2 separate regions of the Homo sapiens genome follow, and region 1 is linked to region 2. The links are chromatin loops, found by intact Hi-C in ENCODE. Cell type or tissue: tibial artery. All regions are shown on one strand. Each heading gives the region's core, and the rest is flanking DNA. Links, peaks and the distances in the headings are about the cores only. Region 1 has its middle 19 kb from the start of MIR34AHG. Region 2 overlaps H6PD (hexose-6-phosphate dehydrogenase/glucose 1-dehydrogenase).

Region 1 (14,886 bases), core at 4,042-12,041, 47 kb before region 2:
GCTGGCAAAATGTCTGAGTTTCATTCTTTACCTTAGGTCAAAGTTTCATTCTTGATTTGGATCAAAGGGGAAGGAGAAAAAGGCACAAACTGAACCATCAACTCTGTCACCGAAAAGTGGTCCCCTGGATCTTAGTGCTTTGCCACCTTCTTGCCACCCCTATAGTAAAATGCTTTTTTATTCTTTCTTTAAAAATTTCTGTTATTATTATTTTATTTAAATGGGGTCTTGCTATGTTGTCCAGGCTGGTCTCCAACTTCTGGCCTCAAGCAATCTTCCCACTCCAGCCTCCCAAAGTGCTGGGATTACAGACGTAAGCCACCATGTCCAGCCATGATTTTTAAAGGCAGGCATACTTTATACTTTTTGTACACACTTACAGCTCTGATTCTTTTTTTAAACATATTTATTTATTTTTGTTGAGATGAGGTCTCGCTATGTTGCCCAGGCTGGTCTTGAACTCCTGGGCCCAAGTGATCCTCCTGCTTCGGCCTCCCAAGTAGTTGAGATTACAGGTGAGAGCCGCCATGCCTGGTTCAGGCTCTGATTCTTATGTCAGTGAATGCCCAGTAAATTATTGTTGGCTTGAACTGAATTATCAAGAAGGTGCTATCAAGAATTCTTTGAGCCAGGCACGGTTGCTGACGCCTGTAATCCCAGCACTTTGGGAGGCTGAGGCAGGCAGATCACTTGAGGCCAGGAGTTTGAGACTAGCCTGGCCAACATGGTGAAACCTGGTCTCTACTAAAAAATAAAAAAATTAGCCAGGCATAGAGATGCACACCTGCAGTCCCAGTTACTCAGGTGGCTGAGGCAAGAGAATTGATTGAACCCAGGAGGCGGAGGTTGCAGTGAGCCAAGATCACACCACTGCACTCCTGGGTGACAGATTGAGACCCTGTTTCAAAAAAAAAAAAAAAAAAAAAAGAAGTAAAGGAAAGGAAAAAAGAAAGAGAAAAAAAAAGAAAAATAATTCTTTGGCTAGGTATGATGGCACTTTGGGAGGCCGAGGCAGACGGATCGCTTGAGCCCAGGAGTTCAAGACCAGACTGAGCAGTATGGCAAAACCCCGTCTCTACAAAAAGTACAGAAACATAGCCTGGGGCGGTGGTGGGCGCCTGTAGTCCCAGCTACTCTGAAGGCTGAGATGAGAGGATTGCTTGAGCCCAGGAGGTTGAGGCTACAATGAGCTGAGATCACACCACTGCACTCTAGCCTGGGTGACAGAGCAAGACCCTGTCTCAAAAAAAAAAAATTATTATTTGGGAGATATAATTTTACATCATCAGAGGGTCAAAAAAAACCCTCTATTTTGCCTATTGGCCCCATTTGAGATGACCCTGGTGAAATTTCTCAGCTAACTTTCTCCACCTCTGTCAAGTTGACCGAGACACCACCTAAATCTCCATGAAGGACCTGGCAGCTTTCCGGCTCTGCAGCATTTTCCCGACAAGTTTGCTGCGCACACGCGGATGCTGACAGCACAGTCTCATGCTTGCCTAAGCCAGAGCACCACCCTCTAGTGTGACACCGTGTGATCTCTATTTTACCATGCAGAAGAGAGGTCATCTCCTGGTACAAGAAAATGGGCTGTCTTCTGGATAACCGCAGCAATTCATCTCTGAGTAGCTGAAGGTCATTAGTATGCATTATACAAGTGGAACCATTTGAGAGAAAAGAGGGAACTCACTGGACACAAAAGTGCACTGAGACTGTGAACAGCAAGTCCCGAACAAGGACACAGAGATAGATCCCAAAGGGAAAGGCTGGAGGGGGAAGGATGCGACCCAGCCGCAGTGGCTGATCCATGAGGGCTCCTGTCTGGGTTCGTGCTGCCAATCAGTAGCATTCCCCAGGCAAGACGTGGGCGCCAGGCCTGACTTGAAACCCAAGGTTGGCTTCAAGATCTTGCAGCTGGATCAGAATGCTGAGTTCATCGTTGCTGGTGGGCCGCCGTCACCTCTCCTTAGCCCCCCTGTTGAAGGATGGCCGGCCCCTCCTGGGAAAATTGCTACATTTCCTCAGATAACAGATGCACACATGACTAATCAGGCCTACCCTAAGAAATGAGAGCCAGCAGCAGAAGCCACAGCGCACACTCTGTATTGTGAAAATGGAATGTGGGATGACCTAGGAGATGACACAAATGCCGAACGGCGAACTTTCTGTTTCTATGAGTCTAATAATGAAAAACTTTTCTGCCTGAACCCGTGGGATCGAATAAAATGAAAAACCCCATTCTGCAAACCACTGCGCCCCATGGGAAGCAGCTCGGTTTCCTTCCCGTGTCGTCGGGAGCCCTCTGATGGAGGAAGCCTAAATTACAGCGCTCATAACCTAACAGGCAGCCGCCGGGCTCAAGTGCCCCCTGATTTTCCAGAATCGAAAAGAAGAGGAACCATAAAAGAAGCCGAATGTTTTCTCCCCCTGGCACTTTGCCCAGTGACAGTTGTCAATCAGAGGTGCTGCAGACCGACTCGAAGGCAGCGTTCAGTGCCCAGGCACACTGCCTGCTGCCGTTGGTTCCTCCCATGGTTCTCAGGGCGCCAGGTCTCTGTCAACTCCCAGCCCCCAGTTTCCTTACCTTGTCCTACTGCATCTGAGTCAGGATGCCTGATGGGTTGAGCGCTGATGATCTCATCCGTGTCCCACATGTCCCAGGGAATCCCAGGTCTGCCCTGAGCTTCCTGTGTCCTTGGGAAAGTCGGTTAATCTCTGGGCCTCACTGTCCTCATCGCTGAGCTTGGGGACTTGTAACAGATGATTTCTAAGTATCTTCCAGCTTTGAATAGAGCATTTGTCTTGGGTGGCCAGGCTTAAAGTTTAAAGGCATAAAAGGAAAATGGGATCTGATCTTTAATCAGAACTGCTGAGAATGAGAAGCGCAGAGCAAACTACCGACTGCATTGGGTGAAAAGTGAAAATGGTCGGTGGGGAGGTGCCACGGTCAGGATCTGAGGCGCTAGGATCTTGCCAGTGCCTTGGCGCCTTTCTCTGCAGTCCCCGGCCTGCCTCCCTTCTGCTCCCTCTCTTCCGGAGTCTGGTGCTGCCAATTTGCCAGGTGAGCCCCGCCAGCGTCCCATTGCCGGTTCTCGTGGCCCTCACCTTTTCCTTATACCTTCATCCCTGCAGGAGTCGCAGGACCTCAGCTGGCCAGTTGGCTCTGCCTGGAAGGTGCAGGTCTTGTCCTTGTCAGGGAGACTGGCAGCCGCAATGCTGTGCCTGTCCCAGGCTGAGCAAGAGGCTCCTGGTGTCGATTCTGGAGCAGCCACAGGCCTCAGCAGGCCCCCAAAAGTGATGACATCAGCACAGTACTGCACCAGCTCTGAGGGCCCCACTGCCCCTGCCATCTCCTCCTCCTCTCCCTCTCCAGTCTCCCTCTCCTCCCAGCACAGTGCAGCCTCCAAGGGCAGCCTCCACGGTGGAGATGCTCAAGCTAAAGCATGGGGACAGGAAAAAGCAACCACCAGGGTGGAGGGTCTCCCAGGGGAAGCACAAGGTCTGGGACAATGAGAGGCATCAGTCACCGAACCATCTCACAACTCGAACAACCCCAGAAGAGCGGGCTGGAGAGTGCAATGTGACATCACTTCCCATCTTGCTGGGAGACAGGGCTTTTGCCAAGAACGGGCCCCTGGGGATTCATCGGGCGACATTTTCATGCCACTGGCATAAATAAAGACTTGTACCAAAGGCTGCCATTCTGGGCAGAAGGTGCTGTCTAGACCCCCTTAGGGCTGCCCTCTCTGGCCCCAGGCCCCTGGCTCCTACCACCTAAGCCCATCACATCACCCAGGAGGGTCGGCAGCTGCTGGCCCCCACCCACATTCGCTGGCTTGGTTTTACTCTGCAGGGGAAGCTGGACTTCCTCCACATCCAAGTTCAACTACATGACATCAGGAACACAGCCTTTCTCCCGACACCTTCGAGCCTCTATTTGTCTCCAGTAGCTGTCCCAGAAATCATGGGTGGGAGCATTCAAAAATGTGGTTCCAGAGGTCCCCTTGCCCTAGCCCAAAAGGCTGCCTGAGCTGGGGATCCCTTCCTTACCCCCCAATCCGAAAGGCAGCCTGGCCTTCCAAACTGGAGTCCGTGGTTCAGAGTAGGAGATCCACAGTCAGGGCCCGGGACACGGCTTCCCCTGGCTGGTCTCAAAGTCTTCCTAACCCTCCAGGGGTCCGTCCTGGTCTTCCACGGAGTTTCCCAAAAGCGCGCGCCACACTTGGTGGGCGCTCAGCCCCGAAGCGCCTGTGAACACCGCCCATCCCAGGACGCACGAAGCCAGTTGGTACGAGCACCTAGAAGCAGCACTCCCCATTTGTCATCCTTCCCACGGGGAAGGCTGCCTGCTGCTCCGAGCCCTCAACTCCAATGAAGTACAGTCGTCAAGAAACGGTGGTCTAAATAAAGCCGGAGACTCACTCACTGCACCAATCAGCACCGTGCGTCCGTCTGGATCTCGGCGCCGGCTGCGCGCAGCCGCCAGGAGGTGGCCGTCGGGACGCGAGCGCCGCCCGGAGCAGTGGTGCAGGGTCTCCGCATCGCCGGCTGCTGCTGCAGCCCCGCAGCGCTCAGCACTGCTGACTTGGCCCGGGCGGCGGGCAGGCGGGCAGGCGGGCGGGGAGGGCGGGGGAGGGCCTGCTGCAGCTTGGGTTCTAACTGCCCCTGCGCAAGGAGACCGGGAGAAGCTGGCTGCAAGGGCTGGGCTGGCCAAGGCTGGGGCAGTTGCAAAGGGTGGGAGCGCAGCAAGCGGAGAAATACCCCTGAGTCAGCACTGGTGCATTGGGAGGTGTCCCGGAGAGCCTGGCCCACGACATGGACAGGGTGTCCGAAACGTACGCCCCTCTGTATCACCCTCTAGTCATGCACCCCCATCTAATTCTGAAACCAACTCTAGCCTCATTTTTTCCCCTCCACGATGATGGGCTGTAATGCACCCTGCTCTGAGGCCTGGGGGGAATGGAAAGACAGAATTCTCTTTCAAGCCCAACCCAGGCCCGGGGAACCCCCTAGATGTTACTGTGGGGTCACAGACAAGGCCGTGGGGATTTGACACGTGGGCAGGGACAAGGGCAACCCCAAAGCTAGTGGATCTGACATGGGGGTGACTGGGTGGTGTGGTGGGCATCATTTCATTCACTGCAGTGGATTTGCTGCCTGGGAAATGCAACCCCCACCGTCCGAGGTCCGCTCCTGTCTTACTAGCTACTTAGCAGCCAGCTTCCCTGTTCTGCTCCCTGAGAGATGAAGGTGTCCCAGGCTAAGATCCCTCCATCACCTGCCCATCCCTGAGGGTCTCATGTCACCTCAGCGGCTGGCACCTCCTCTTCCCAAACACCCCGTGGTGGCTTTGGCCCAGACAGTGCCTGCCTGAGGGAAGGAGGCCTCTGGCCATATGAAGACCGTAGAGGCCAGGGCGGCCATCCCTTGTTCATTTCATCCTGTGTAGTTCCTTTCACAAGCCCCACTGGAGTCATCTGCTCTTCCCCGGGACCCATTTGTGAAGTTCCTGTCTCCCTTGACCTCCCCGTAGGGAACCAGAGACCAGTGGGCAGGGACAGAGTGCTGGGGGCCAACAGTGGCATTTGCTCTGCAGCCCTCAACCAGCAGGCCTCTCCCTTGGCTAATTCCAGGCAGGAAGGACACTCGTTTGTCATCCAGGCTGGGAAGGGAGACACCAGAAGAGAAAAGTGTGTCTGGGCAGGCCAGGTCTGTTCTCTCCCTCTCCCGGGTGGAGAGGTCACAGATACCTCCATCCCATGGATGAGGGCAAACTAAAAAGTCCAGAGACAAACAGCTGGTCCTCGCAGCTTCCAGGGTTGGGAGTCAGAGGCTGGGATGGGTTACGGTTCAGCCTGCTGCACAGGTGAGTCTCCATCCTTAGCATCCTGCCATGCTGACTTCAAAAGACCCTAGTGCGTGGGACCCCAATGACTCGTTTCGGTGTGCTGGGCTCAAAATCGTTCGTGGCCAAGCACGTTAGTCTGGAAAATTTAAGTTGCTGCAGATTGATGGACAGAAGGAGAGATGGTTTTCAATATACAGGGAATGTATTTTAAAATGGAGCAAGAGACAGGGCTGCAAGGAGGGAACGGGCACTTCGAAAGCAGCCAGTAGAAAGTCGCTCCTAATTCTGGGGGAGGGAATTGTGTTCAGCCTGCAGAGTGCTTTTCTAGTCCAGGCGATGATTTGGTCTAAGACTTCATTAAACATTTGTCTATGAGCCCAAATTTCCCCAAATGACTGAGGTGTTTGGTATGAGCACATTGCATGCCCCAGGGAGCTTCAACGCCAGCAGCTTCCTGCCACGGTACAGGCAGGTTCTCTAAGCACGAGCTTTCAATTCAGGCTCCTGTCTATAGCGAGAACCAGAACACAATGCAGGGACCCACAGGGGTCATGTGGCTCCACCAGCCTCAGCCGTTCCCAAAAGCCCAGCTGCTGTTTCAGGGGCTTGCCTGGATAACTTATATCTGAGAGGTTTGCTGCACATCCTTTGAGTGATTTATGGTGAGATCTAAAATTTCTTTGTAAAAAGATACCCTTTTGCTTTGGGAGGGATCACAAGGAGCTCAGCCCTCCAGTGCCCAGGACCACCTGGGCAGATGCCACTGTTGGCACTGTATAATGTCGCCCCCCATGCAGACCTGATCTGAGCTCTGCGTGTCAGGGAATGCCACTTCAGCAGTGCCAGCCTGGGAGCTCCTCCAGCCGGCACCTACTGAGGCAGCAAATGACTTTGGGGAGGCCCTTTGGCTGGGTGCATAGGAGTCTGGGTCCCAGAGACCATAGCTCACATGTCTCAGGCTGCTTATGTACTTCCCCAGAAAGAGCCACTGTCCCAAGTGTGCTTCCTGCTGCTTTTGTGCAGTCCCATCTAGACGAGCCCCTTATGGAGACCCCTCCTCTTCTGCCTGGCACCCAATGCTCCCATCATTCAACACCTGCTACCAACACAGAAGCAGTCCATCCCCTTCTTAAATGCTACAGCCTCTGCCCCGGCGGCCACTAATCATTCTATTCGAGTTTCCCTCCAGAGCTCATCTCAGTAAATCCGGAAGAAGAAAACCTCCATCCCCAGTGAACAAGACCATGAAGGCTGCGTCAGTGTTCCCAGGTTTCAAGCCAAGCTGGAGAAAGATCACAACAGAGACCAGACCCGCATTCTCCGGCCCAATTCCACATGGCTGAGAGAGCCAGCTAACCAGACGCAAACACACGCGGCAGGATGGCACGCGACTGAGGCAAGGAATAAGCCTCAACTCATCAGTAAGTCCACGGGGTCTCCGCCCCCAGCATGTGGGAGAGGGAAACTAGCCCAAAGTCAGCGTCCTGATTGTGCTTTGGATTTGCCCAGGGCTGAGCACTCCCTGGTCCGAGGTACCCAACAAGCTGACCTGAGAATGGGCTGCATCCCCTTCCCTCCCTCCTTCCCTCCTTCCCTCCTCCTCTCCTTCCTCCTCCTCCTCCTCCTCCTCCTCCTCCTCCTCCTCCAGCTGACTCCTTCTGCTGCTGCCTCTGCCGCTGCTGCCTCTGCCGCTGCTGCGGTCTGCAGTCACTTGAAGGAGAAAGATTTCGCAGTACGGCATTCTTAAAGCTGCAGTGTCCAAATTCTCCTTCAAACCCCACTGTCACCGACATCAGCCAACTTACCGGGGTCCTTCGCAGAGGGTAGGTGGGCAAGGAGATGGGGATGGGGGGCTTGGAGAAGTCAGACAGGTGGGAACCAGACGCTCAGACTCTGGCAAGGGTAAAGAGGAGAAGCAGGCTGTACCGTGAGAGCCTCTGCAGTTAAACCAGGTTTCTGGGACTGCAGCGGGACTGCAATGGAGTAGTTTTTTTTTTTAATCGTAAAACCTCCACCAAAATCTTCTCCACAAACTTATACTCTTTGTAGCTTAATTAAAATACAAGGTGCAAACATAAAACCAACATGAGAAAGAAACCCAATCTTTAAAAAAAAAAAGAATTCAAACAGCAATTTAAAAAATTATTCCTAAAAATTTACTCCTGTGAGCAACTGACTCAGCTCTCCCCACAGTGCTGTGCCGGTAAGCCAACGGGGAAGGACCTGGATGGAGTTCTTAGCGCCCAGAGTTTCTGCAAAGTGCAGGCAGAGGACTCCGGCTTCTTAGGGGAGAAAGCTTTTTAAAACCCAAAGGAAAGGGGATCTTTCTGCTGGCTATCCAAGGAGCGTGTCAATGAGCTGATCTAGCATCCAGAAACCAACACACCCCTCCCTGAAAGTTACCTCTCTCCTCTGCTCAGCTGCTGCCGTCCTGCCTGGATGCTGGCAAGTTCAGACTGCTTCGGGAGAGGCAGGACCCGAAATAAGAAGTGTCAGCTGGGTCCCTGCACCCAAATGGTGCCGGGAGTCAATGCTGCAGGAGGCAGGGATGGTCTCCCCCACCATGCACCCGCCCCCCGCCGGTTGAATTTAAACCCCTGACACTGCAAGATGCTCACTCCTATAGAGACACCTCTCCGCGGAGCCTCCTCCCTCCCCCACGCTCTCACACAACTAGGTCCAAAGCTTTGCCCCACCTCCCAGATTTGTTCACCTGAAGATGCTTTTCTTGAAAAAACAAAACAAAACAAAAACAAAAACAGAAGATTGAGACTCTGCAGAGTCTTTAATCCTTAATTCTGGAGAAGGCGGGACTTGTTCAAAAGTTTGAGAATTGCAGCCTGATGCCCAGGAAGGAGCAGAGGTGATGAGCCGACAGTCTGCTTTGCACCAGACAAGTTGACACCGTTGCTTTATCAAGAAGGGCAGAGGTAGACCCGGGGTGAAGAGAAGAGGAAAATTCCTCTCCATCCACTGGCAAATTCTCAACCGTTTGGGAAATCTCTATTTTTGTTTTCCTTCAAGAAAACCCCATTTAAAAAATTGTCAGGCACATGAAATGTTCAAGATTGCCACTAAGTGTCAATTTTGTCCTGACACGTCTGTGATTCTTAAAATTCCCGTTCCTGCTTCTGTGAAAGTTAATAGTCTTTAAGATTGAGGTAGGGATTTAATTGAGAAAATTCCAGGAGAGAGAAGCACTTTAAATGCAGATATGGTTAAGATAGCGCATTCTAATATAACCCACAAGGGGTTAGGCAGAATAGATATACTGAGAGGTAGAAGGTGGTCAGGAATGTAGGTATTTCCAGGTTTTGAGTTTATCACAAACTCAGAGCCCAAGAAAGGAAAATAAAGGAGGAAGTGTGTGTGTGTGTGTGTGTGTGTGTGTTTGAGCGGGGAGACTAAAACTCCCCTTCTAAATAAACTGTTCAGAAAGACCAATTGCATCAATTCCATGTACATTTCATTACTGAAGTAAGACCAGGAGTGTGTGACTTGTTTCTAAACGGAGTGAGAGGGGAGGCTCTGCTGCCCGCATCCTGCTTGGGACACAGCCACACTGCTGCAGTGCACCACAACCAACGTGGGCACAGTGTTTTGCGGCTGCCCTCACCCGCCCTCCCTCGAGGACTTTGGCACACAGGTGAGGCTGTGCAGCCTGCGCTGTGCTGGCGGACAGAGACGAGGGCCAGCCTCGATCAGGCTGTCTTCCTTCTCCTCCTCCTGGCTGCACCCAGGCTGAGGTGGGGGAAGACCACAGACTCATGGGGTGTCATAGTGGGGAAGGCACCCCACAGAGCATGTAACCCAGTCCTTCCATTTCATGAATGGAAGAATGGAAAGGTGAGAAACGGCTGGGCCTTAGTCACCCAAGGTCACCTAGCCTGTGGGATGCAGCGCCTGGATTAGAATTTGGGTCTTCAGATTCTTTGTCCTATGATTTTCTCACTGTACCTGTCATTGCACCCTCTTGGGCAAGTGGTCGGCCTCTACCGCTTCCTCACGTGACCTTGACAATCACTTCTCTGCTCTGTGACTCAGTTTCCTCTCCATAGATGATGTGATAGATGATATGCAGACCAAAGCCAAAGAATTTCAACTCTGAAACCGGGAAAAATACCAAGTTGTCTTCTTGCAGCCAGAGGCAGAGAACAGGCACAGGGTTGAAGTCCAAAGCAAGCGTTTCTTTAGTCTCCTCCAATTTTGAAACCCAGAATGTCATCTGCATTCATTTCCCTGGCTGCCGTAACAACTGACCACAAGCTTGGTGGCTTAAAACAACAGAAATGTATTCTCTTACAGTTCTGGAGGCCAAAAGTCCAAACTCAAGGTATGCGCAGGGTTGGTTCCTTCTGGAGGATCAGAGGGAGAATCTGTCCCAGGCCTCTCTCCAGCTTCTGGGAGTGGCCAGCAATCCTTGGTGTTCCTTGGCTTGTACACACATCACTCCAGTCCCTGTGTTTGTCTTCCCCTCTGTGTGTCTTCTTCCCATAAAGACACTTGTCACTGGATTTAGGGCCCATCTTACTGCAGGATGATCTCATCTCCAGATCCTTAATTACATCTACAAAGACCCTTTTTCCAAATAAAGTCACATTCACAACTTCTAGCGGGACATTTCTTTCTGGGGCCATCTTTCAATCCACGACATCAACCAGTAAAAATTTTCATATGAGAACTGTCTCATGTGAAAACAGCAGTGAAATGTGATGGCCACCGACCCCATCTCAATTTTTTTTTCTTTTTTTTTGAGACGGAGTCTTGCTCTGTCGCCCAGGCTGGAGTGCAGTGGCGCGATCTCGGCTCACGGCAAGCTCCCCATCGAGGGTTCACGCCATTCTCCTGACTCAGCCTCCCGAGTAGCTGGGACTACAGGCACCCGCCACCACGCCCGGCTAATTGTTTTGTATTTTTAGTAGAGACGGGATTTCACCATGTTAGCCAGGATGGTCTCAATCTCCTGACCTCGTGATCCACCCGACTTGGCCTCCCAAAGTTCTGGGATTACAGGCATGAGCCACCGCGCCTGGCCCCCACCCATCTCAATTTTTTGAAGGGTTATAATATGGACTCCTTTGGTTATAAGAAGTTAATAGCTACATCTATAGAATGCTTGGTCTTTTTTTTTTTTTTTTTTTTGGAGACGGAGTTTCGTTCTTGTCGCCCAGGCTGGAGTGCAATGGCGTGATCTCGTTCACTGCAACCTCTGCCTCTCGGGTTCAAGTGATTCTCCTGCCTCAGCCTCCCGAGTATCTGGGATTATGGGCATGCACCACCACGCCTGGCTAATTTTGTATTTTTAGTAGAGACAGTGTTTCTCCATGTTGGTCAGGCTGGTCTCGAACTCCCGACCTCAGGTGATCCGCCCGCCTCAGCCTCCCAAAGTGCTGGGATTACAGGCATGAGCCACTGCACCAGGCCTCGCGCTTGGTCTTTTATAGTTTTTTTTTTTTTCATTTGTGTTGACATTTGATTCTCATACAACCCTCTCAAGGCAGGTGTTATCAGGATCACCCCCATTTTACAGTTGAGGAAACTGAGGCACAAGGAGGTTTGGGTCACATAGCTAGTAGGTGGCAGGATTTAGGCCATCTGGCTCCAGAATGTGTGCCCTTCTCCATGCTTCTGCTTAATCATGCCAGGGCTGCAGATTCTTCTCCGTCTCCACTTTACGCCATTGATTTTCTATCCAACCCAGGTCTCTGATTTGTGTCTCTTGCTGATATTTATTGGGCATTTTTGGATGAGTGCTCTGTACTGATCTAACTTTGGGCATCCTCCTTTGCTGTCTTTACCAGAGACGGTCTCTACTGCCTTTGCATACACAGGGGAAACTCACCAAACTTACTCGTGTGGATCAGCACAGGAAGTCATCCTAAGAATGGGGAATGGCGGGCATGGTGGCTCATGCCTGCAATTCCAGCACTTTGGGAGGCTGAGGTGGGAGAATCCCTTGAGGCCAGGAGTTAGAGACCAGCCTGGCCAACACTGCGAGACTCCCATCTCCAGGAAAAAAAAAAGAAAAAGAATGGAGGAAACTTGTTGTTGCACATCTAACTTGGCCAGAGTGACTAACAAAATGTCTCTTGGGGCAATAATTAATGGAAATGAGCATTCATTTTTAAATCAAAAAGAAAAAAGAAACTGAAGGACACTGGCAGCCTTTTGGACACTGTCAAGGTTGCAGGTCTTTGCTTTTGACCGCCCCTTTCCCAGCCATGTTTTGTCAAACTTGATGATCCTTTCCCTTTCTTCAAGAGCTAATTCTAACATATGTTTGATTTCTTCTTAGCCCCTAAGTCCTCACAGCTTTGGCATGCAAATACCCCTGTCAACTTAGGTCTTGATTTTCAAAAATGCATGCAGTCTAATTCCTGTTTGCACCTCCAGTCGTGGCGATGAGAAGTTTGCACACACAGGGGTGGAAGGCAGATACAGCTACATTCTTTTCCTTGGCTCCCTTTTGTGGGGTTAATATGCAACAATCCCACTGTCTCTTTTATTTTCAGTAACAGCAGGAGAAAACTAGGTTAAACCTAGGGAAACTGTTCTGTCTGGAAGTTGTTCTAAAATATTACCTCTAAAGTTAATCGCACAGTCTTTCCCTATTTTTTTTTTTTTTTTTTTTTTTGAGATGGAGTTTTGCTCTTGTTGCCCAGGCTAGAGTGCAATGGTGCGATCTCAGCTCACTGCAACCTCCGCCTCCCGGGTTCAAGCAATTCTCCTGCCTCAGCCTCCTGAGTAGCTGGGATTACAGGCATGCACCACCATGGCTGGCTAATTTTGTATTTTTAGTGGAGATGGGGTTTCTCCATGTTGGTCAGGCTGGTCTCAAACTCCCAACTTCAGATAATCCGCCCGCCTCAGCCTCCCAAAGCGCTGGGATTCCAGGCATGAGCCACTGCATGGCCGTCTTTCCCTTTTAAGGATGAGGCAGAACCCCTAAATGGCCGGAAATGGTGCTGCCTGGAGAAGAGGGCTGGCCAAGATAAACTCAAGATCGCCATTCTATTCAGGAGAGTCCCCATGTCTTAAATCATAAAAAGTCCCCTGACCTCTGGATGGTAAAACATCTGGACTGGAGACAGTTGCATGCATCATAGTGACTCTTCTTTCCGGATGAGTAAAGCCTTCTCTGATGACCTCAATGTGCTTGGCCTCTTCTCCACCAACACAAAACCACAGTTCACAGGGAGGGGAACAAGATGGCGGCTTTCATTATCAATAGAAGATGAAGGTTTTCCCTGCCTTGAATCTCTTATATAGCTCATGTTGATAACTGCACTGCATGGAGTTCATTCTGCTCCAAGCAATGCCATGTGAGGCTATGAAGATCACAAAGTCAAACGTAGGTCATGATTCGTAAACTCCCTTCCACCCAAAGCAGTCGTGTTCTTTCTTCCTCTTGCTTCTGCATCCTCAGCCATGGGCTGGCAACCTCCCATCCACCCAATCTGGCTCTTGGGATATTTAGCAAACCCATAAATGTTCAAATATCAGGTGGGCCAGCTTATATATGCACACTGTGGGTTTTCTGACTTGTTCATTTCATACGCGTTTGTGGAGTGCCTACTATGTGCAGAGCAGGGGAGAGATTCAAATTCAGTCCACGCTGATTGAAGTCTTTGCTGGCTTCTCCTTTTCCCTGAATGAAACTAAAGTTTTGCTTGCACCGCATAGATCGTTCCTGTGTCTTTGCTAAGATGCTGGGGGGTAACTGACTTCTGTGGAGATTCTTCTCAAAGGAGTCTTGTTTAACAGAAGAATGAAGACACTAACTACAAAGGAATGAAGGATGCATTTTCAGATCCTGCAGCCAAATGAAAAATATTTCCATTGCATGGAAGCCTTCCTGGGGTCCCTGACATGCATAGGATGTCATGTCATGACATGAGCCATGAACATCTCTGCACATGGAGCCCACATCCCTTGGTCTAGCCCCAAACGTCCCCTTATCAGAGTCCTTCCTTCAAGACAGCACCCCAGCTCCTTCTCACCCCATCCCTCGCTCAGCCTTTTTTCTCTTCCAAGCATGTGTGTCGGCACCTGGCATTATACTTATTTGTTTATTCTTTTTTTGAGATGGAGTCTTGCTCTGTCACGCAGGCTGGAGTGAGGCGGCACGATCTCGGCTCACTGCAACCTCCACCTTCTGGGTTCAAGCGATTCTCCTGCCTCAGCCTCCCGAGTAGCTGGGATTACAGGTGTATGCCACCATGCTTGGCTAATTTTTTGTATTTTTAGTTTCACCATGTTGGCCAGGCTGGTCTTGAACTCCTGACCTCAAGTGATTCACCCTCCTCGGTCTCCAAAAGTGCTGGGATTACAGACATGAGCCACCACGCCCCGCCTGTTTATTCTTTATTGCTTATAATTGTTAAAATAACAGTAATTATTGCCCGGCACAGTGGCTCATGCCTGTAATGCACTTTGGGAGACCGAGGGGGGCGGATCACCTGAAGTTGGGAGTTTGAGACCAGCCTGACCAACATGGAGAAACCCCATCTCTACTAAAAATACAAAATTAGCTGGGCGTGGTGGGGCATACCTGTAATCCCAGCTACTCGGGAAACTGAGGCGGGAGAATCGCTTGAACCCGGAAGGCGGAGGTTGCAGTGAGCCGAGATTGTGCCATAGCACTCCAGCCTGGGCAATAAGAGCAAAACTCCATCTCAAGAAACAAAAACAAACAAAAAAACCCCACAATAATTATTTTATTATTGTTATTATTGTTTAAATATTTAGTTATGATTATTTAAGGAATTTATTATTATTTGCCTCCCTGCATGAGAACACAATGGTCCCCCAGGCAGAGAAGTCGGCTGTCTCTTCCCCGCGTCGTCCCAGCACTAGGACAGTGCCCAGAATGCAGTCGGACTCCGTAAACATTTGTAAATGAAGGAAGGAAGACATACGTTCCCTTTCTTCTCCATCTGTGCCTGGTGGAATAGTTCACCAATTCCAGGCAACCCTATGGTCTGCACCACTGGGGGGACTTCCTTTTTTTTTTTTTTTGGAAACAGAGTCTCACTCTG
Region 2 (14,886 bases), core at 3,962-11,961:
ACATGTGCCACCACGCCCAGCTAGTTTTTAAATATTTTTTGTAGAGATGGGGGTCTCGCTGTGTTGCCCAGGCTGGTCTGGAAGTCCTGGGCTCAAGTGATCCTCCTGCCTTGGCCTCCCAGAGTGCCGGGATTATAGGCATGAGCCACTGTGCCTGGCCTAATTAGCTGACTTAATTAGATCACGAAGTTAGGCAGTGGTCTTGAGCCCAGGTCCTTGGACCCCAATGCTTCCTTCTTCTGCTTGACAAAGGAAGCTGTTTAGCATCGTGACTGAGGGTCCAGGCTTTGTGGCTTGACAGTTTCCTTCACCTCCCAGTTTCCTCGTCTGTAGAATGAGACTCCTCACAGAACCTCCTCCACAAGACTGTTGTGAGGAATGATTGGAAAGGTGCGTTTAAGTCATCTGGCACACGCCGACTACTTGGTTAACATAGGTATTATTATTGGATTCAGGAACAACCAGTTTTTACAAGGGGATGGGCGCATGAAACCATTTGAGACTGTTTCGAAACACCTGTGTTAGGACCCACCCTACACCTACTGGATCAGAATGTCTCTGTCTTGAGAAAGGGAGCAGGAGGCGAGGACCGCGTGTTTGTTCTGATGCCCTCCTTTGATGAGAACTGCTGCTCTGGTGCTCGCTGCTCAGTATTCCGGAGTCTCACTACTCAAAGTGTGCTCTTGGACCAGCTGTCAGCACTTCAGGTCCTCTTCCTTCTGCATCAGAATGTCCTTTTAAAAAGATCCCCAGGAAATTCAAATGCTCATTAAAGTTTGAGAAACACTGTAAAGGTTAAAAAAACATAAAAAAAAAAATACCCACACATACTACCCCCACCCATTTAGGAAAGAGTTGTTTTTTAGTTGTTTTGCAACCACAGAGTAAGCAATCATGTTGTAATACCCAATATCTTGGATTTGTTTAAAGGAGTGCTGGCAACATAACAGATAAGGGAGGCCAACCTCAGAACCGGGGACCCACAACAGGACTGGTCAGGGAGGACTGTGGCAAACCTCAGAGTCAGAACAGGATTAAAGAGAGGGCCAGGAGTCAGTTCAGGCCAGGTGGCCATCCGTCACAGCTGTCTGCAGTCTTCTGGGGTGGGGGCAGAGGTGCTGGCCCTTGGGGCTCCCCCACCTGCCCATGCCAGGACTCTGGAGGCTTAGCTCCTCCCTTTGTACCAGGCACGTCCAGAGCCCTGGCTACCAGGATCCGATCAGCAGCTCTGAAGCGCAGCCTGCCAGCTGGCGGCTCCTCCTTCTCCAGGCTGTTCTCTGGGCTTCAGATTTCTTGCTGCCTCTCTCCTGCACTGACCTTGCAGCTTCTCCTTCTCTCCAGACGAGCGATTGCCGGTTGAGGAAAAAACGCTTGAAGGGCCAAGGACAGGGACTGGAAAGCAGGAGGAAAAAGCAGAATGGTCCTGTGGTCCGTGTGTGTATTTAGGGGTGAGGGCAGATACAGGGAGAGTGGGAGAGGAAGGCTGGGGAGCCACCCGTGTGGCCCTGATCCTCTAGTTAAAGCTCCAGTGATGGACGCGTCGTGTGTCCTGTAGACACTGGCTCAGACACTGTGGTTGGGTCCTCACCTTGGGTTGGTCCCTCACTAGGACCCTCTTGGAGATGGATCTTGAGAGAGATGAGGAAGAGGCAGAGGGGGTGGTGGGAGGAGGGGGTCTGACGTCAGGGTCAAGAGGCAGATTGGTGCCCTCTGTATAGGGATGGTGGAGAGGTCATTGGGCTGGTTCTGTGGGGACTTTTGTAAGTTATCTCTTTAAACCTCAACTTCTCCATTTGTATTACCAGATTATGGCTTCCTAAAGTTGTTAAAGATTTTGTTAATCCTTTACCTGGTAAATGCCTGACATATAATAGGCGCTAAATCAGCCATTCAGTTCCTTCGTCACTGCTCCCACCTGCAGGCTGAGCCCCATTTCCACCGTGGATTTCTGACTAGTTCCCATGGGCATGCCGGCCGTGATGACTTTCCCCCTCACTTCCTTCTTCCTTTCCCTCCAACACTGGCCTTGGTTGGAAGCTAGAGAGCCAGAGAGCTGTGGAGGAAGAATTCAGTGCAGGAAGCCCTACAACCTTGGTTAGAACAGAAGGGCAGAACAAACAAATACTTGGTGTGTTTGTGACCCACCTTAGGCCTCTACTTCTCATGCATGTGAGTGCCTCAGTTTAGGCTGAACACTAGCCCAGGTGGTTTGCTTACCTGGGAGAGGTTGTAGCCACTGGCCCAGACACTGTTGTTGGTCCTCACCTTGGGTTGGTCACTCACTAGGACCCTCTTGGACATGAATTTTGAGAGAGATGAGGAAGAGGCGGGGGCGGTGGGAGGGGGGGTCTGACGTCAGGGTCAAGAGGCAGATTTGGTCCCCTCTATAGCGGTGCTGGAGAGGTCATTGGGCATGTCATGCAGTGGCTGCACAGTCAGTCCCAGCTCCCCTGCTTTCTTACCCTGGGACCTTCATTGACCTGAGCCTCAGCTTTTCCATTTGCAGAATGGGAGGACTGTCACAGAACCCCATGTGGTTCTTTCAGGATTCTTGTCTGGATTCATTGAGCTCTAATACACATAAGTACTTAGTGCCAGCACTAATCATTTGCTGGTATCACTCTTCCAGGATGACACCTACCACTCGGTGCTTAATAGGTGATAGGTACAGGCCTCAGCTCATTATAAGCATGAACTCCTTTTATCCTTATAACAACTCTGTGCTGTAGGTACCGCTATTACCCCCATTTCAGGTGAGAAAACTGAGGTACAGCCAGGTTAAATAATTGTGCACTTACTAAGGGGTTGAGCTGGGATTCAAACTCAGGCAGTTAGTCTGGAGTCCATGTTTTCTGTCACTATGCTGTAGCAGTTATTAGTCATCACTTGGTAGTTGGAGCCCAGTGGACATGGAGAAGAGGCAAGTGAGAGGAGGTGGTCCTGCCCTCTCACTGTTCCAACTGTCGCCTGAGGACCTGCCACTATACCTAGGCTGGGGCTGCCCTGCTTGTCCGGGTGACCTGTGCTCCTAGAAGAGACTGGCCTTGGTCATAAAATGGACAGCTCCACTCCCAGGCCTGCGGCCCTCCCTGGTGGCCTTTGCCGCTTTCCTATGCTCCTGGCAGCAAAGTGGTTCATCTCTAGCAAGTGGTCTCTAACTTTCCCAGGCAGAGTCCCTGTCTACAGGGCAGGCTCCCTACCCACTGACTTCCTGGAACAGAAGCCAAGCTGTCAGGAGGGAGGGACAAGCTGTGGGCTTATAACATTTTCTTAAGAAACACGTGGTGGTTTCTTGCCAGGCAGGAAGTGTTTGTTTCCACATCGTAGCCACCTGAACCATGTCTGATCCTTCCTTGTTCCTCGTCTGTCTCTCTTTGCACCCCAGGCACCCAGGCATGTGGAATATGCTCATAGTGGCGATGTGCTTGGCCCTTCTGGGCTGCCTGCAAGCCCAGGAGCTCCAGGGACATGTCTCCATAATCCTGCTGGGAGCAACTGGGGACCTGGCTAAGAAGTACTTATGGCAGGGACTGTTCCAGCTGTACCTGGATGAAGCGGGGAGGGGTCACAGTTTTAGCTTCCATGGAGCTGCTCTGACAGCCCCCAAGCAGGGTCAAGAGCTCATGGCCAAGGCCCTGGAATCCCTCTCCTGCCCCAAGGACATGGCACCCAGTCACTGTGCAGAGCACAAGGATCAGTTCCTGCAGCTGAGCCAGTACCGCCAACTGAAGACGGCCGAGGACTATCAGGCCCTGAACAAGGACATCGAGGCACAGCTCCAGCACGCAGGCCTCCGGGAGGCTGGCAGGATCTTCTACTTCTCAGTGCCACCCTTCGCCTATGAAGACATTGCCCGCAACATCAACAGTAGCTGCCGGCCAGGCCCGGGCGCCTGGCTGCGGGTTGTCCTTGAGAAACCCTTTGGCCATGACCACTTCTCAGCCCAGCAGCTGGCCACAGAACTCGGGACCTTTTTCCAGGAGGAGGAGATGTACCGGGTGGACCATTACTTAGGCAAGCAGGTGAGCATCAGCATGGAGCCTGCCAGGGCTAGGGTGAGCTGGGCGCTGGTAGACCCCAGCAACAAAGCCGCTCGCTCATTGTGGAGCTAGGCCCCAAGGCATTGTGAACTCAGAGCTCCCATGGTCTCCTTGAAGGTGGGCAGGAGGCGAGCGGGTAAAGGAAAGACAGCAGCAGGGCAGGACTGTTGGGTCCTTGTCCATGTGTCTGGCCTCTTTTGTCCTTTGCAAAGCCCCCGTTCTCGTTGTTTCCCAGTCTGGGCTCTGGCTTCTCACGGTTGCCCTGCATCCCCTGTAGCGGTGGCTCAGCAACTCTGGTGTCTGGATCTGGCTTCCTGTTGGGTGTGCTGTGGGAATCAGAATGAGCTCTCTTCTCCTGCACCCATCCACCTTTTTTTTTTTTTTAGACAGAGTCTGCTCTGTCACCAGGCTGGAGTGCAGTGGCATGATCTCGGCTCACTGCAACCTCCGCCTCCTGGGTTCCAGCAATTCTCCCGCCTCAGCCTCCCAAGTAGCTCGGAGTACAGGCGCGCATCACCATGCCCGGCTAATTTTTTGCATTTTTAGTAGAAATGGGTTTTCACCATGTTGGCCAGGCTGGTCTCAAAATCCTGACTTCAAGTGATCCGCTCACTTCGGCCTCCCAAAGTGCTGGGATTACAGGCGTGAGCCACCGCACCCTGCCCCATCTACCTTTTTTCAAAATGTTTTTCTTCCTGAGTTCTGTTTTGAGCCAGAAGGTTGGCAACAAGAGCTTAAACCAGGGAGCAGTAGGACCTTAAGTCCTGGGCAGGAGCATGGGTTAACCTCCTGGGTGACACATGTCCGTTGACCAGTTCACTCAAAATGCCTTGGAGGCCCTTGGGGGCATCCTGCCCCAGGAACCCTGGCAGAGAGTGCAGCAGCCCTGTGTTCTGGTACGTGGTGCGGGTGGGCATAGGCAGTTGTTGAGGACAGAGACATGGCCTTCCATCCCACCCTGCCTGGAGTTGCCCATAGTAGGATTCCTAAATAGGGGTCCTCAGAACTGGGCCAGTCCTGGGGAGGTTTTCACTTGTTTATGGCAAGATGAGAAGAAATACAGAATGTGCTCAATTCAGAGCTTTTCTTTGCTACATTTTTGGTGTTAAACCTATCTTTATTTTATTAAAAATTGATTGTAATAGAAGATAGGTAATTCTAACTTTTTTTCTTGGCAAAATACAAATCTGGTAACCCTTTGGAGGTCACTTGCAAGTTTTTGGAACCTTTACTGGCCTGTGAGATCGTGAAGTCCAGAACTACTGCTCAGAGGGCATCTTCTGCTCTGAGCAGGGAATAGAAAGGTCAGAGCCCTTCCCGGGAGTCAGGGTTCCTCCTTCATCGTGAGAGTATCCTGCAGCACGCCCAGTCTTCCCCCCCCGACAGGCTGTGGCGCAGATCCTGCCTTTCCGAGACCAGAACCGCAAGGCTTTGGACGGCCTCTGGAACCGGCACCATGTGGAGCGGGTGGAGATCATCATGAAAGAGACCGTGGATGCTGAAGGTGTGTGAGTGGCCCTGCGCACTCGGTCCCCCAGCCTCTGCCTGCCCGCTGTCTGCGGTGAGGCATGGGGCGCTTCTCAGAGGGAGGTTTTCTGTGGGTGTGTGGTCTCCCTTCGAGCCTGCCGTGTGCCTAGCTCTGAACCGGGCTAAACCCCAGGGTGCCGGCTGCAAAGCCCAAGTAGCCATTGCTGCCCATGAGGAGCGTATGGTCCAGAGAAGTAGGCCTGGCACAGAGGCGGGAAACCACTGGCACGCGGTAGAGGCTGGAGTCTCCCTGAGGTCCCCCAAGTTTTTGAGTGCGTGGAGACCATGGGAACTGCGTGAGGGCTTCCCCGACTGTGGTGCTTGCAGCCGTGGCGCCCCCTGCCTGGGGCACTCCCCCTCGCGTCCCCCTCACCTTCTGACCCCTCTCTCGCTTGTTAGTTCTCAGCTCCATGGCCCTCCAGGAAGACTTTCTGAGCCCTGCAGGCCCACTCCCCTCACCCTCACGGCGCCACACACCTCCCTCCCCTGCCCTGCACAGTGTTACCCTTGCCTCGTCCTTGTCCACCCTGTCTCTTCTGCCAGCCTGTAGGCTCCAGGAGGACACCGCCTCTCCCGCACTGCCACACACCTCAGACACACTGAGTATACACCCGGGAGGCGGGGGCCCTGCGTCATGCCCACCGCTGCCTTCAGCTGGGTGGCCTCAGCATGTCACTCCTTGCAGCTGTGAGATGAGCATGTCCTGTCGGTGAGGACAGCTAAGGTCCCTTAGCTGGCATTCTGTGATGGTAGCAAAGTTTTGGAGCATTGACCGTGAAGATGTAAAGCACTGGCTCTTGCCCAGTAACGATAAGAGCTGAAGTTTACTGTGTCCCCAGTCCCCAGCCGCCAGGTGAGGTGGGCGCTGTTACTAGCCTCCTTACAGATGAAGATGGTGGCGAGCCCACAGCCCCACAGTAGAAGGCGGTGGAGCCTGATCCTGGGGGCAACAGTCTGGCCCCAGCACTCAGGCCTGGCGCCGCTGCGCTGTGCTGCCAGCGCTGCGTCAGTGGCCAGCTCATCCCCGCGGCCGCTTTCTGCAGCTGCAGCGGGAGCACCCGAGGCCACTGCCCCCCCAGCCCCCGCAGTGCGTGCCCGCCACAGGGCAGGGCCCAGAGCCCTGGACCCAGGGATGGGCCAGGAGGTTTCTCCTCTTTTTCTCTCTCCCTTGCTCTTTCTCTGGGCCATTTTCTCTTTTTCTTTCCCCCGCCCCTTGGTTTCTCTTCAGCTGCTTCTCCCTTCCTCTCTGAATGTGTATTTAGTGCCAGAAGCTCTCTGCGGGGCCGAGGTGCCACAGTGAGGTACAAAACTCAGCCTCTCAGATATGGCTCCCTAATACTGCCCAGATTCACGGGTGCTGTGGGGGGTGATGATCTCATCACACTGGCTGGTGGGACAAACTCCAAAATGGAGCTGGGCGCAGTGGTACACCCGTAGTCCCAGCTACTCGGGGGCAGAGGCGGGAGGATCATTTGAGCTCAGTAGTTGGACACCAGCCTGGGGAGCATAGTGAGCCTCCGTCTCTGAAAAAGAAAACAAAATGGGTGATGGGTGTTGCAGGCAGGCAGCGTGGTGGGGGGACAATGTGGGGGGTGGGCGGGAGGCCAGGCAGGACTTCCCAAGCCAGGCCTTGAAGGACATTGCTGGGTTCGAGAAGGCACTGGGTTTCTCTACTTCAGAACCCACAGCAGAAAAGAGGCCCTACCCCCTGCAGTGAGCCTTCATGGGTCTCAGGGAATCGTCCTCCAGCCCTTCCAAATTTCCCTCCCAGTCCTCAGCCAGGGCGCTGGCCGTGGGTTGCCCCCCGTGCCTGTCTGTGCCTGATCTCCCAGCAGGCACGTGTGCTGGGCCTATGCCTGCTTCATCTTCAGAGAAGTGAGCTGCACCTGGTGCAGAGAGCCTAGAGCAGAATTGGAGGGGGTCCTGCCCCTGCTGAAGCCAGCGGGCCGGCGCTTGCCCTTCTCTACCTGGACTTGGCCCCATCCCCAGCGAGGCTGGGAGACTCCTCTCCCCTTTCTGGCAACTCCTTCCTATCTCCGCCCTGGGCTGGGGAAGAGCCATGATGTCTGGAGTTACCTGTTGGTACTGTTGCCTCTTAGTTCTTCCAGCCCTCCCACCCTGTTTCCTTCTTGGTATGTGGTGTCATTTGTGGGTTGTTTGTAGGTCCCATGGAGCCAGGGACCAGGCAGATTGCAGGCCCGATTATCCTAGCAAAGGTACTTTTGGATTTTGAAGAAAGAAACACGGAAGATATGAAAGACAGACAGGTGGAGCTCTGGGCAGGTCTGTTTGCCGGGACAGTCTGAGGATGTTGGGTTTGAACAGCAACACAACAGCCTGGGCTGGCTGTCCTCAAGGTCCAGGAGGGAGAGGCACCTGGAGCCCTGTTGTCACAGCTGCAGGGACTAAAGGAGGCCCAGCCTTGCCTGCCATATGGGGCTCTAGGGGAGGGTCCGCCGCTCCTAAGCTCCAGAGTCCAAGGCCTTTAGTACAGCTGGGCCCTGTACCTTCAGCCCAGGGGCAAAGGGAGCCTCAGCGCAGGACAGGCAGTGGGAGATCCACTAGTCCTGGAGGCTTGCAGCCTGTCGCGGTGAGACCAGAGTGGGGCTAGTTCAGTCCACGTTCCTTGTCAGAGGTGGCCAGCAGGACTGCAACTGTCCTGGGGTTTGGCCCTCACTGGTTGGCTTGTTTACCTGCCATTTACAAACAGGTCCTTGATAGCTCGTAGCAGGGAGGGACAGCCTGCTGCTGAGCCCAGCCCCCCAGCAAGTGGGCCTTGGACACAGGGTGCTTTGGCAACAGAATGAGCTTGCTTGCTGCCTCTCTCAATTTTGTGTGCCTGCGTGCCAGGGGACACATTCTTTCTGCATTCCAGGAAGGTGGCCTGGTACAGCCCTGCTGGCCCAAGCACTGCTCTGTGCTGTCCTCTCTGAGTCCTGCTTTGGAGCCAGTCCTTCAGGGGCCTCCCACCTGTGGTTCAGACTGGAAAGAGGGGACAGGCACCGCAGACCTGCAGCACACCCCAGCATGGCCAGGAGCCCTGTGCCCAGCACAGCAAGGCCTAGGCTGCCACTGCTGTCCCGGGTGAGGGCGGGAAACAGGCAGGAGTAAATGCTGCCTCCTACTGGAGCTTGGTGGACTTGGCAGGCGAGTGCTGCTGCAGTGGGGCTCAGCATGGGCAGAATGTTTCCAAGGCAGGATTCGGAGCCCGCGGTCTGACTGCTAATCAGAGGGGTCAAAGTGCACGGCAGGCCATTCTCCCCCACTCCCCACCCCACACACACCGCAGGCCATTCTCCCCCACTCCCTACCCCACACACACCGCAGGCCATTCTCCCCCACTCCCCACCCTACACACACCGCAGGCCATTCTCCCCCACTCCCCACCCCACACACACCACAGGCCATTCTCTCCCACTCCCCACCCCACACATACCACAGGCCATTCTCCCTCACTCCCTACCCTGTCCTCTGCCCTGCCAAGGGTTCTGGTGGATCCCAGCTGCTCTCCACCCCTGCAGTGGTGCAACCCTAGCTGACTCCTAGGCAGGAGTGGCACCTGCGTAACCGAAGCCAGCACCCTGAGTGCTGGGAAGGGAGGGGCTGCAAGCCAGGCCTGGGAAATGGAGCATTCCCGGTCCAGAGCTGCTGCAGGCCCCGGGAAAGGGACTTCTGAGCTGCAAGGTCGTTTGGATGTCTTCCCCCACCCGCATCACACACATCTAAGTGGGTGGAAGCCGGCTTCCCCGGCTCCCTCCCCTCCATCCTCCATGCTGGGTGAGTGTTGTTTTTTTTTCCTGCTGCAGCCTCTGGCCCAGAGGAGTTTGCTGCAGAGTCAAGGCTGCTGCACAGGCCGGAGGGGGTGGGGAGGAGGAAAGGAAGACGCGATCTGGTTCCCAGCTCCCTCTCAGCCTGACCTGGGGTGCTCCTCCTGTGCGTCCCAGTCCGTGAGCCCCTGAGAGTCACAGCCCCCCTGGGTACCCTGGCTGGGGTCTCGAAGCAGCATGGGCCATAAAAGGAGAGTCACTGAGCCTCCTTCATCCCAGAGATGACCCTGGCTGGCCCTCATCATGGCATCGGGAGGGCTCTGCAGACAGGCGGGCCCATGTGATTAATGGGCTGTGTTCAGCTGTCTGGGTCCGGCTGCCTTTTCTGTCGGGAGTGCTGGAATTGGAACTGAGGTCTTGGCACCTCAGAGCCTGAGCCTCTAACCACTGAGCTCCACAGCCTCCCCAGCTGGCCAGGCCCTCAGCAGTTGGCCTCCCTGCTGGAACGCACTCAGGGCCAGTCTCCTTGCTGCCCTAGTTTCCCCTCTGTGTAGAAGGCCTGCTGTTGTTGTTGTTGTTGTTGTTGTTGTTGTTGTTGTTAGAAAGAAGGAGGGAGACTTCCTGAGGACATCACTGCTGGGAGGGTCCCTGTCCTGACATGGGGGAAAGGAGCCTGATGCTTGCCCACCTCTGAGGGCTGGAGTGACCGTTCAGTGCCTCTCACCGAGGGACCAGGGCATCCAGGGTCCTTCCAGGCACACACCAGCTGTCCCGCCTTCCAGCCTGGTGTGCCAGAAGGGGCCAGGAGCTCACTCAGCAGGGCCGGTTCCCCTTCCCGCCCCCTCTGCAGAGCTGTCTGCAAGGTGAGCCCAGGGCAGCTGCCGGATCTCCTGTCCAGAGAGAGCACCAGCAAGCACACTGTGCTCTCCTTGGCCCTCACCTCTTTTTATTTTTAGTAATCCCAGAAGGTGTTGATGGGGATTGCAGCTGGCTCTTAGTTGTCTTTTTTTTTTTTTTTTAATCTATTTTTGTTGAGAAAACCTGGATTTCCCACAATGTGGAAGCAACGAGGAAGGGGTTTCTGGTCCCGGTTCTGAAGGCTGTGACCTTCAGCGCACATCTATACAATGCTGATAGCCCCGGCACCTCTCTCTCTCGGGTAGTTCTAAGGATTAAATCAGATAATGCACACGGAAATACGTTACAAATGGAAGTGTTGTTGTTCTTCCAAGTTTGCAAGGAGAGGCAGCGGCAGTGTTCTTGCAGTGTGTCTGAGTTCCACGTGACTTATATTGGATTATTATATAAATCCTGTAATTGATCTGTCATACTTTTATGTCCATTCTTTATGTCATATTTCTCTCTCACATATACATACACAGTTGTATACATACTTAAATCTCTATGTATTAGCAGTCTGCACAACATATACCTTTTAATATTTATATTTCTGTTCAGTTCTGTTCATACCACAGAATATGTGTTATAAACTCTTTTATTAAGCTTTTTGGTTGTTTCTAGTTTTTTGCTATTTTATTATTATTATCTTGGAGTCTTGTTATGTTACCCAGGCTGGTCTTGAACGCCTGGTCTCAAGTGATCCTCTCTTGCTTTAACCTCCCAAATAGCTGAGACTACAGGAGTGCCCCACCTCCCCGGCTTCTATCTTAGATGGTACTTTGTGAGCTTTTTTTAAAATTGAGATACAATGCACATACCACAAAATTTACGCTTTTAAAATATAAAATTAAGTGGTTTTTAGTATATTTACAAAGTTATGCAACTACTATCTAATTCGAGAACATTTATGAGCATTTTAAAAAACATATTCCCTTTAAGTATATACTTCGGCAGTAGAATGACGGGGCCAAAGGGGAGAAGTGCTTTCTAGCTGTTACTCTCTGTTATGAGTCTGAGCAGCACAGCTGGCGGGCACAGCCATGGCCCCCCTGCTTTGTCATCCTCTGACCTTGGACGAGCTCTGGATGTGCACAGGTGGGAGCCAAGTTTACAGGGGGTCTTTCCTCCCAGTGTCCACCCTGGTTGTGCTTTTCTCTATCCTTTTCATATACTGATGGGTTTCAACCCTCAACTTTCAACCCGGGAAAATACACTAGGAGCCAATATAGATCATTTTTAGGAGAAATCAGTCCACAATAACGGGCAGTAACTAGAAAAGATCAACATCAGCAGGAGGGCCAGCCCCTCGCCTCCTGTCCTTGCACTCAGCTGCATGGCCTCTTCCCAGGGAGGTGCCAGGCCACAGTCCCAGTCACTGCATTAAACTCTGAAAAGACGGAGCCAACCAGGCAAAGTCCATAAATCTACAGGCCGTGTTAAACACAGGCGCACCCCCTGAAGCTTGAAATTAAGGAATAAAGGAAGCTCTCTTTTACCCAGCAGGTAGTAAACCCGTGGAATGCATTCTTTTTGAGAATTGAGAGAGGATAAAAATAGGAAAGGGGCCGCTTAGGGATTCGCTACATTAATGAATAGTAAGCAGATAACAGGGCTTTTAGGGACTCTGTTGTGTTCCCTTCATCAAAAATTCATCTGTTTTTAAAGCTTTAAGTATGCTGTTGACATATAAATCCACTGTAATTCATTGATTGGAAGACATTTTTTTCATATTTGGACGTCTCTGAAGTTGGGTTTATCCTTAATAGGGTGACATAGTGGAACTGGAAACCCTTTTCTTTCTTAGGGGTTATAAAACAGCGATGCTTCCGCCACTGATGGCATTTCAGGTTTGATGAAATCCAGTTTATCTCCAGTGTGCGTTGTCTCCCCAGGCCCTAGTTTATACCTCCAGCCGCCTTTTAGATCATTTCATGGGGTGTTGCACCATCCCTTCAGATTCAGCAGATTTAGAATGAAAACCATCACTGCATTTTTCTCATGAAATACCAACTGTGTTTTCTAACCTCTTTATTTCAAATGGGAACAGTGCTCTCTGAGTGACCAGGCTGGTAGCCCTTCTCTTACAGCATCTGTCATAAGAAAAATTCCAACCAGTCTTTATCAGTGTTTCCTGTGTGCTAGCCACTGTTCCAAGCCCTGTGTGGATATTAACTCCTTCAGGCCCACAGAAGCCCTGTAAGGGAGGTGCGGGGATTGTTGCTTGTTCGTATGTGAGGTGATGTCAGTTGCTGGAGATCACAGGGCTGAAAGATGGCAGAGCCGGTATTTAAACCGGGGCAGGCTGGGCACGGGGGCTTATACCTGTAATCCCAGCACTTTGGGAGGCCGAGACGGGTGGATCACTTGAGGTCAGGCGTTCAAGACCAGCCTGGTCAAATGGTGAAACCCCATCTCCACTAAAAATACAAAAATTATCCAGGCATGGTAGTTTGTGCCTGTAATCCCAGCTACTCGGGAGGCTGAGGCAGGAGAATTGCTTGAACCCAGGAGGCGAAGGTTACAGTGAGCCAAGATCGCGCCACTGCACTGCAGCCTGGGTAATGGGGAGACTCCATCTCCAATAAAATAAAACAAAATAAGATAAGATAAAATAAGATAAAATAAACTGGAGCAGCCTGGCTCCAGAGACCACACTCCAGATCACAGCTCTGTACCACCATTCAAGGATCCAGCCAGTCACCAAGTAGTTTGTATTCATCTGCTATAATAACTTCTTTGCAGTTCACTGTGACTTCGTTCCCTCCTACCTTTGTTACTTCCTTTGATGGCAGCAAAGGCTGCCTCACTGATTTCACTACCACCAGTCCCATCCTGTTCATCTTGGAGGTCGCAGACAGCTTCATCTTCCTGAAGTACCTCTTTCGTGCTTCTGCTTCCCTGTTCTAAAACCTTTTTTAAAAAGTTTTATTGAGCTGTAACTCACAAATCCTACTACACTTTACCCAGTTAAGGTGGACAGGCCAGTGAGCTTTCGTGTATTCACAGAGTTGTGTGTCAGTACCACAATCAATTTTAGGACATGTTCATCACGGCAAAGGAAGCCCTGTACCCCTTCGTTGTCATCCCACAATTTCCCCCTCTCCCCAGCTCCTGGCAACCACAGAAATGCATTCTCTCTGCGGGGTTGCCTGTTCTGGATATTTTGTACATATAGGATCATACGGTGTGTGGTTTCCATCAGTTAGCATCCTGAGTTCAGAGTTCACCCATGTTCTAGCATGTACCAGCACTTCATTTCTTTTTACTGCTGAATAATATCTTATTGTATAGATATACCATAATTTATCCAGTCACCAGTTAGTGGACATTTGGGTTGCCTCTACTTTTTGGCTGTTATATATAATGCTGCAATGAGCATTCATGTACAAGCTTTTGTGTGGACCTGCATTTTTATTTCTCTTGAGTATAAACCCAGGAGTGGGGTTGCTGGAGGATCATGACTCTGTTTAACTGTTTGAGGCCAATAACTCTTATTTATTTATTTATTTTTTATTTTTTATTTTTGGAGACAGGGTCTTTATCTGTCGCCCTGGCTGGAGTGCAGTGGTGCAATCATAGCCCACTGCAGCCTCGACCTCCTAGGCTTAAGTGATCCTCCCACCTCAGCCTCCCAAGTAGCTGGGACCACAGGTGTATTTCACCATGCCCAGCTAATTTTTGTATTTTTTGTAGAGATGGGGTTTTGCCATGTTGCCTAGGCTGGTCTTGAACTCCTGGACTCAGGAGATCTGCCCACCTCAGCCTCCCAAAGTGCTGGGATTACAAGCATAAGCCACTGTGCCAGGCCTTAGGTCCCTTTCAAATGCAAGATATTCCTGATTTTCCTGTTCTATTATTGCAGGGGAAGGGAAGAATTGTCTTTTTACATTCTCCCGAAAAGGAGAATTGGAAGATTTGGTCACCCTGGGCCCACACTCCTGTGAGGCACCACCTGAATGCACCTGAGGTACTTAACTGTACCTCTGAGGGACACCAGCCTTACTCCATCCTTTTCGCTTTTGCTGGCCCCGGTAGGCATTGGAATCTCTGAGCTTTGCCCTAGACCCCTCCTTCCAGAAGCTCAGCCGGCTTCTTCATTGTGCTCTGTTTCTAAAGGCCAGTGGTGCCCACGCCACTCAACTTCACACCGTTCTGTTGTAGGGTTGAAGAGTGGGTAATTAAAAGGGAAATGTTTTGGTGGTAAGAATTGCAGGCTCTGGGTCGAACTGCCTGGGTTTGAAGCTATTTTTACCTCTTTACCAGCTGTGTGTGACCTTGGGTAAGTTATCCAACCTCTCTGAACTTCAGGTTCCTTATATTTTAAAATAGGGGAAATAGAGGGGCCTCCTTATATGTTGTTATTCTGAGGATAAATGGACTGATCCACAAACATTGCTGGCATCAGTTTCTCTTTTTCTGGATGTCTTCTCAACAATAGCACAAGAACTTGAAGGCCACAACACTACAGAGCTGGGGGATCTCAGCCATTGTTTTCCCAGTGGAGACCACTCTTGGCATTTTGGTTGGCACAGTTGGGCTGGACTTCCTGCTCATTTCAAGGTTTAGTATCCCTGGACAGAGCTGCACCCTCTAGCTCCTGGTTGTTATGGCCGGGGACAGAGTGCCTTCCTACGAGTGGCTGCCGGCTTCAT

What was found. Hi-C counts contacts between places; a loop is a spot of excess contacts. Peaks named below come from ENCODE experiments on the same cell type or tissue, not always from the same donor. Only the 100,000 strongest peaks of a DNase experiment are listed, where the experiment ranks them.
Region 1: a loop joins it to region 2, with 3 times the contacts of the local background. A loop is called at or near these places in 2 of 110 quality-filtered maps.

What each region holds. Positions count from the first base shown.
Region 1 is chr1:9,194,328-9,209,213 of GRCh38, forward strand. No RefSeq gene overlaps it. Among named protein-coding and RNA genes, the nearest start is that of MIR34AHG, 19 kb to the left of the region's middle. RefSeq lists an enhancer at 3,700-4,220. In tibial artery, for the core only: a CTCF peak has its summit at 4,447 (motif pointing right); a DNase peak (open chromatin) is centred at 7,188; H3K4me3 peaks cover 1,990 bases; H3K27ac peaks cover 1,533 bases; H3K27me3 peaks cover 3,340 bases.
Region 2 is chr1:9,241,540-9,256,425 of GRCh38, forward strand. H6PD (hexose-6-phosphate dehydrogenase/glucose 1-dehydrogenase) reads left to right here. Exons shown (of 5, transcript NM_004285.4): 2 at 3,386-4,022; 3 at 5,427-5,544. The coding sequence starts at 3,396. LOC124903836 (a long non-coding RNA gene) reads right to left here and starts at 1,179. Exons shown (of 2, transcript XR_007065455.1): 1 at 1,017-1,179; 2 at 424-734. RefSeq lists enhancers at 6,971-7,894, 7,895-8,818, 9,743-10,665, 10,928-11,487. In tibial artery, for the core only: a CTCF peak has its summit at 8,695 (motif pointing left); no DNase peak of the experiment used is centred there; H3K27ac peaks cover 4,266 bases.